Regions from separate parts of the Mus musculus genome. Here regions 2 and 3 are each linked to region 1. Evidence: chromatin loops called from intact Hi-C (ENCODE). Cell type or tissue: heart. All regions are shown on one strand.

The links. Hi-C counts contacts between places; a loop is a spot of excess contacts. Peaks named below come from ENCODE experiments on the same cell type or tissue, not always from the same donor. Only the 100,000 strongest peaks of a DNase experiment are listed, where the experiment ranks them.
Region 2: it touches region 1 in a loop (1.9-fold over the local background); 8 of 42 quality-filtered maps call a loop at or near these places.
Region 3: it touches region 1 in a loop (2.6-fold over the local background); 9 of 42 quality-filtered maps call a loop at or near these places.

Annotation. Positions count from the first base shown.
Region 1 is chr7:127,024,057-127,026,556 of GRCm38, reverse strand. Maz (MYC-associated zinc finger protein (purine-binding transcription factor)) reads left to right here and starts at 78. Exons shown (of 5, transcript NM_010772.1): 1 at 78-329; 2 at 403-1,253; 3 at 1,618-1,681; 4 at 1,942-2,113. The coding sequence starts at 138. In heart, a CTCF peak has its summit at 1,203; DNase peaks (open chromatin) are centred at 186, 846, 1,256 and 2,006; H3K4me3 peaks cover 2,500 bases; H3K27ac peaks cover 2,500 bases.
Region 2 is chr7:126,897,094-126,899,593 of GRCm38, reverse strand. It overlaps Tmem219 (transmembrane protein 219), which reads left to right and starts at 1,316. Exons shown (of 6, transcript NM_026827.1): 1 at 1,316-1,370; 2 at 2,367-2,500. The coding sequence starts at 2,404. In heart, no CTCF peak of the experiment used is centred here; DNase peaks (open chromatin) are centred at 1,293 and 2,023; H3K4me3 peaks cover 1,244 bases; H3K27ac peaks cover 1,717 bases.
Region 3 is chr7:126,881,434-126,883,933 of GRCm38, reverse strand. Taok2 (TAO kinase 2) reads left to right here. Exons shown (of 16, transcript NM_001163775.2): 1 at 1-28. Among named protein-coding and RNA genes, the nearest start is that of Taok2, 2.3 kb to the left of the region's middle. In heart, a CTCF peak has its summit at 966; no DNase peak of the experiment used is centred here; H3K4me3 peaks cover 2,500 bases; H3K27ac peaks cover 1,901 bases.

The DNA.
Region 1 (2,500 bases):
GGCGGGGCGGCCCTCGGGCCATGCGTTCGGCTCGGCCCAACCCGGCCGGCCGGGGGCGGCGCCCCGAGCCCGGGCCCCGCGCGGCCCGTGCCCCCGGCTCCCGCTGAGCTCCGGGGGCCCCCACTGTGGCCGAGGCCATGTTCCCCGTGTTCCCTTGCACGCTGCTGGCCCCCCCCTTCCCCGTGCTGGGCCTGGACTCCCGGGGGGTGGGCGGCCTCATGAACTCCTTCCCGCCACCTCAGGGTCACGCCCAGAACCCCCTGCAGGTCGGGGCTGAGCTCCAGTCCCGCTTCTTTGCCTCCCAGGGCTGCGCCCAGAGTCCATTCCAGGTGAGTAGGGGCCGGGCCGGGCGGGCAGGCGCCGACCAGCGACCGCGGCCCACACGGCGCCTTGTCTCCGCAGGCCGCGCCGGCGCCCCCACCCACGCCCCAGGCCCCGGCGGCCGAGCCCCTCCAAGTGGACTTGCTCCCGGTTCTCGCCGCCGCGCAGGAATCAGCCGCGGCGGCGGCGGCTGCTGCGGCGGCTGCCGCTGCAGTGGTTACTGCACCCCCGGCCCCTGCCGCCGCCTCCACAGTGGACACAGCGGCCCTGAAGCAGCCTCCGGCGCCTCCTCCGCCACCCCCTGCCGTCTCCGCACCAGCCGCCGAGGCCGCGCCCCCCGCCGCGGCCGCCACTATCGCAGCAGCGGCTGCCACCGCTGTCGTCGCCCCAACCTCGACGGTCGCCGTGGCCCCAGTTGCATCTGTCTTGGAGAAGAAGACAAAGAGCAAGGGGCCCTACATTTGCGCCCTGTGCGCCAAGGAGTTCAAGAACGGCTACAACCTCCGAAGGCACGAAGCCATCCACACGGGAGCCAAGGCTGGCCGGGTCCCTTCGGGTGCTATGAAGATGCCCACCATGGTGCCCCTGAGCCTCTTGAGTGTCCCCCAGCTGAGCGGGGCCAGCGGGGGTGGGGGAGAAGCCGGGGCTGGCGGCGGCACAGCCGCGGTGGCGGCCGGTGGCGTTGTGACCACGACTGCCTCTGGGAAGCGCATCCGGAAGAATCACGCCTGCGAGATGTGCGGCAAGGCCTTCCGCGACGTCTACCACCTGAACCGACATAAGCTGTCGCATTCGGACGAGAAGCCCTACCAGTGCCCTGTGTGCCAGCAGCGCTTCAAGCGCAAGGACCGCATGAGTTACCACGTGCGCTCACATGACGGCGCTGTGCACAAGCCCTACAACTGCTCCCACTGTGGCAAGAGCTTCTCCCGGTGTGCAGGGGCCTCGCTGCCCACTAGGCCGGTGGGGGGGAGGGCAACAAGGTGGCCTGTCTTTGGCTGGTGGGGAGGCGGCTCCCGTTCCTGGGGACAGGAACCACTCCCAGGGAGGAGGGAAGTTGCTAGGAACAGGGGGTGGTACTTTAGAAGAGGTGGGTCTCTGGGCTGAAGGAAAGCAGCCTCTGGGCAGAAGAGGAATCTTGGTTTGAGGGCTTTCCTGCCTGAGGACTGAAGCTGAGGGGGAAACGCTGGGACCTTTGCAGAGGCATTTTGGAGGAACCTAGGTAGATTTGAGGCACACCTTACCTTGGAGCCTAAGCCCTAACACACACCCCCTCCCACCTCAACATATCCCTAGGCCGGATCACCTCAACAGTCACGTCAGACAAGTGCACTCAACAGAGCGGCCCTTCAAATGTGAGGTAGGAAGCCAGCTTCCTCCTGTCCTGGTTTTCATGATTTTGATCCTCATTGTAGCTGTGTGGGTTCAGCCTCTCAGACCCCCTTTTTCTCTCTCTTTTTGCCTCTTCACTCCATTTTCACATTTCTCCTTCAAGGCCTGGTCATCTCACGCCCATTTCCTACAGATCAAAGACCCCCGAGACTCTGATCCCCTTATCTTGCTCCCTTCTCTCTACTCCCCGAAGCTTTAACTCTCCTGTGACCCCACACCCTCCCCCAGAAATGTGAGGCAGCTTTTGCTACGAAGGATCGCCTCCGAGCGCACACAGTCCGACACGAGGAGAAGGTGCCATGTCATGTCTGTGGCAAGATGCTGAGCTCGGCTTATATTTCCGACCACATGAAGGTGCACAGCCAGGGCCCTCACCATGTCTGTGAGCTCTGCAACAAAGGTACATGCTAAGGGGTGCCAGGAGGGCAGGGACTAAAAAGGGGGGCACAGAGCTGTTGGGTTTTTTTTCACCGATGTGGGTCAAGGGTGCTGCAGCTAAGAGCTTGTGGCGAGTAGAGAGAACTCTTTAAGGGGCAAGTACAACAGCATTGGAAACACCACCACTAAATTATGTGCCATGGTTCACAGGAGACCGTCTACCAGAAATTCAACCTCATGGGTGTGCTTGGGAGAATGAAGTGGGACGTGGTTACTTTGAGAAAGGAATAGCCAAAAAGCCAGTCCCAAGGGTTTCAACTTAGCAGCCACAAGCTCTTGTCTCCAGCTCCTGGGGCAGGTGGAGTACATCAGCAGGGGTGTGACGAGCATGCACCCTACCCAGTAGCAG
Region 2 (2,500 bases), 130 kb after region 1:
GGATCTCATGGAGACTGAAGCTCCTTTCTCTGTGATAACTCCAGTCTGTGTCAAGTTGACACAAAACCAGCCAGTACAATGGGTATACAAAGTCTCACAGAGACATTGTTTCAAATTTGGGCAGCAATTTTATATCCAGAAGTAGAATTATAACCACATGGCAATACTATTTCTGTTGATTTTCCTTTTTTGGAAAAGTCAAATTCTTCCCCATAACGGTACCAGTGTATGTTCCTACCAACAATGTTCAGCTGAAGTTTCAATTTGTCCACATATTTACCAACACTCGCTAGTTTCTGATCTCTTGTTGGTAGCTACACTAACAGATATGAATGATACCTCATTTTGCTTTTTTTTTTTTGCTTTATTTACATTTTTTGAGAACTGTTATGAACTAAAACCGGAGGTACAAATGTTTTTCTTTAGAGAACCATGTTCCACACTATTAATCCCAGCACACAGGAGGCAGAGGCTGGTGGATCTCTGTGTTCAAAGACACTTTGGTCTACATAAGTGAGTTCCATGTCATCTGCACAGTAAGACCCTGCCCTACCCTAAACCAAAACAAATGTTCTTCTGTAAAGGGGACAGTTTTATCCCCAGGACAACAGGGTTATTATGGCTTTTGCAGAATTAGATTTATTCATTTTGTTGTTGTTTGGTTTTGGAGGGATCCCAGGCTGGCTTCGAACTCCTGATGCTCAGGCCTCCACCTCCTAACTGCTGGGGTTACAGGACTGCATCACCAGAGTGAGGATGAGCCCGAGTTCCTGGCTCCGTGCCTTATGTTGTTTCAGGTAAGATGATATTCCCTCTAAAAGGCTAACAGAGTGAGACGAGATGTTCCCCTTTGAACAGCCTTGCAACTCTAGGGTCCTGGGCACTTAGGGACCTCTCAAGAAAAGAGCCAAAGTCCAAGGGCAAGGTGTGTAGACCGTAAGTATTTGAGAGGGCAGAGAAGAGCAAAACCTATACACTACACACAGAGGGGAAGAGTAAAGTCCCATCCATCCCAGAGGACCCCCAAGTCCTTCCCAGAAGCCTGGGTGAGGTTCTGACCCTCCTGTGCTCTCTCAGGAGGGAGACCCTGAGATGTCCAAAACGGCTAGCACGGCCTCCCTCGGCTGTTGCTAGTTTTATCACCTACTCCCAAGTTACTCCCTCCACTTGGCCCATTGGGTGACTTTTCTTTTGGTTCGGCCGGAACTAGGCCAGGGAGTAGCCAGCAACCTTTCCAACCGTGGTCACCGCGCATGCGCGTCTGAATGGACTGGGGCGGGGCCGGAGCGTGCACGCGCGAGCAAGGCCCCGCCTCTCCGCCAAGCCACCCATGACGTCACGGGGCGCCGGCCTCTGCTGGGCTGCAAGCGGTGAGAGCTAGTGGCGAACGGATCTGACGCCGCTTGATCGGGAAGGGATGCGGGTGTCGAGATCCTTCTGGAGGGGCTTTGGGGAGGACGGGAGGTCCAGATGCACCAGCCGCTACTGCCCCTCAGGCTCTGCCCTCCCTCCTCCTCCCCTCCCCCTTGCAGAAATGCCGGGACGTGGAGCCACGCCGGGGCCGAGCATATGTGACACCTGTGTTTCCCAGTGGCTTCCACACTTTCCCACGCTGTCCCCCTCACACCTTATAATGATCTCCTGCCTTCCAGATGCTTATTTTCATCAGTCTATCGCTTCTTGCCTGGAATAGGGTACTCGGAAATTGGAGATGGATTTTAGACCGTAGCCCTACCACTTCTGAGTCCCTGAGCTTCAGTATTCTACTGGCTTCTGGCCTTAAGGATCAGTATGACACCAATAGAAAGAAAGGAGATGGACGTCTGTTGAATTCCTGCATGGCCAAGTACTGAGCAAACAGCTGCCCAGTCGAATCCTCATTACTTGGTGCTCTTAGAACTCCCTTTCAGGACATCCTAACCTCACAGACAACCAACTGGCTTGGTTGCATGTGTGAGCGCCGTCCATTCCTACCTGGCTAGTTAGCTTAACTCCAAACTGGAAACTGAACCCAGACACTTCCGGTCTGGATTGTGACTTGGCTGCCAAAGCCTCACCCCAGATCAACTGCTTCCTCTTTCTCCAGCTGAGAATTCGTTTCACATCTCTTTTGCTAGTACAGAATGCTCTTCCCTGCTTCTCCTTTGGATATTTCAGAAACGAAAGAAAGCTTTTTTTTTTTTTAAGTGCTGTAAGGAGGTGAACTTTTGGAGTTCAGAATCTTGGATTTTGGTCCTGGCTCTGTCACTTTCTGCGTGGCCTTGAGCAAATTCATTGTCTTCTAACCTTAGGTTATCTTTGTATAGCATGGGTGAGTGCCTTCTGACCAGCAGGCTCTTGTCTAGTTCTCCCTTACTGTCCTCCAGCAGGCACCCCACGGAGGCCCAGACCCCTCTGCTCCCCATGGGCAGCTGCCAGGCAGGGCACAACTTGCATCTCTGTCTGGCTCATCACCCACCTTTGGTCTGTGCCACTTTGATCCTGCTGCTCCTTGGCCTTT
Region 3 (2,500 bases), 140 kb after region 1:
GCTGGGGCACCATAGTGACCCCTACCAGGTGAGAGACATGGGTGTATGGGCATGAGCCCCTCTGGTCAGCTCCATGCCGAGAAGCTGGGGCTGGGTAGGCCCTCTCCTCAGGATAGGGATTCCTGTTGGGCCCATGGTCAGTCTCTGGCCAGCCCAGTCTGCTTCTGTTGCTACCTCTTCTCCCTTTCTCTTGCCTTCATTGTGTCTGGTTGAAGGGGTACTCTCAGGTGACAGGGCCTGTCTTGTCACCAAGGGTCACGCCCTAGGATGCTTAGCCAATCAAATGGCTTTCCACCTTTCTAGTCTTTATTAATTTTGCCCTCACAACCACCTCTTCATGATTTTATTATACTCTTTTTTTTTTTTTTTCCCCAAGACTGCTCTAGGGTGTTGATTCCCATGTAGGTGGACTGGCTTATTTATTTATTTAGATTGAGACAGCCTTTCTGTAGCCCTGGGTGGTCGATCTGGCCCTGGAGTCCAGTCTTTAACCTCTTTACAGTTTTGACTACAGGTGCAAGCCACCACACTGGGAACTTATATTTTTTTCTGGCTTGGTTTAGTTGGAGTTTTTGTCCTTGCAAAGGTGTGTGTGTGTGTGTGTGTGTGTGTGAGGGGGTAATATTTCCTCCAGCCCTGTCTCTTGCTGAGATGGTGTAAATAATCTCATATATTTGTCAAGTGACCTATCCTTTACAGAGCGCTTTTGCATACATTTTTTTCCATACTACATACTCCTACTCAACCTGTGGGAACTCTTATTATTGTCTTCCCATTTTACAGTTGAAAACATTGATGCTCAGCAAAGTTGTTCAAGGTCACTGAGTGACAGATTCAGGATTTTAACTCAAGTCTTGTCCCTGACTGGATACCCACTTCTTCTGAGCCTGGGCTTGATGAGGGACCCGCGGGGGAATGTATCAGGGTGAGGTTTAGAAATTGGGGGTGTAATGATCTTCCTCTCCAGAAGGAGCTTTTCCTGAGAGGAAGCTCTGCTTTGTGCTCTTCCTCATGGGTGTTTTTCTAACGTGACCTTCATTTTTACTCTGATCCCACACTTTGGCCCGTGTTCCAGAGATAGTTCTCTCTTCTAAAAAGTGATGGCTTTAGCCTTTTCTTAGCTGTTGAGTTAGAATGAGCCCCTCTCTGTGCCCCCTCGCTCCCAGGAGTAAAGCCTCTGGCAACTCTGGAATCAGAGAAGGAAAAGCCATTTGTTTGGTGTCTACAAAGTGCTCTGAGTATGAGTGAGATCTCCTGTAGCGGGATTTTGTAATCTCCTACCAAAGGACTGGTAAGCCACTTACCTGAAGCGCTTGCTGTAGGTTGCAGATGGGAGCACTGGTCAGTCAGTTTACCTGAAGCTCTTGCTGTAGGTTGCAGATGGGAGCACTGGTCAGTCAGTTTACCTGAAGCGCTTGCTGTAGGTTGCAGATGGGCGCACTGGTCAGTCAGTTTACCTGAAGCGCTTGCTGTAGGTTGCAGATGGGAGCACTGGTCAGTCAGTTTACCTGAAGCGCTTGCTGTAGGTTGCAGATGGGCGCACTGGTCAGTCAGTTTAGGGATTCTTTTGCAACGTGGGCTTTCGAAGGTGATTATGATTTAGCCCAGGCCACGGTGATTGCCCAAATGTTATTGTAAGGAAGGGGACCTGTACGATGTTTTTACAGTGGCTGCCACTCTTCATGGGGCCTGAGGTTCTGGGTTGGCAGTCTTAGGCTTGTTTCTGGTTAAGAAGTCATGAGGGTTCCCTTGGCAAGTTGTGATGCCCTGCCTTTTGTGTGGGTGTGTGGTGAGGGGTGGTTGCCACTATGCTCCAAGAGAAGAGGGCCTGCCTTGAGCAGACTAAGCAGCTGAGAGCAGCCAGTCCGTCAGTTGTGAGCCTTTCCCACCCTAAGGGCCTACAAAGAGTCTAGCTCCTTTTCCACCCGCCAGCTTCCAGTTGAGCTAAGGAGACAAAATTAACAGCATGGACAGGAAACAATGTGCCACAGAATATAATTATATGCTGAAATTGTTAGGTACTTTTAAGTAGCTAGAACTCTGCCTCAGGAGTCCAACTCTGCTGAGGGCTTTGTGTCCAAAATTCCCATTAGTCCTTTAAAAAGCCTATCCTAGAGTGTGCGTTCTGGTCCTGGTACCCTGTGGCAACTTTGCTTTGGAGTTTGTTTTTGAGTTTGCTTTGGAACGCCCACCCCTCAAGGGCTGGAATGATCTGGGAGGTTCTCCTAAAACAGGGAGGCTGGGCTTAGTTGCCTCCTAACAGAATTCTGTCCTGAACCTGAAAGGGAAAGGTCCTGTTCTGTGACCTTGGGAAAGGCCTTTTTCTTCTCTCTACCTCAGTAACTCTGGAAAATGGTGATCTTGATCAGACCTTGCTAGTTTCATATAATTGTTCTGGATGCCTGGTGGTAGCAAATCATTTGCCTTTTCAGAACCTGTTTTCGTGTCTGTAAGGGATGCATGTGACCATAGTGTTTATCCATGAGGTTGTGGAGCCCGC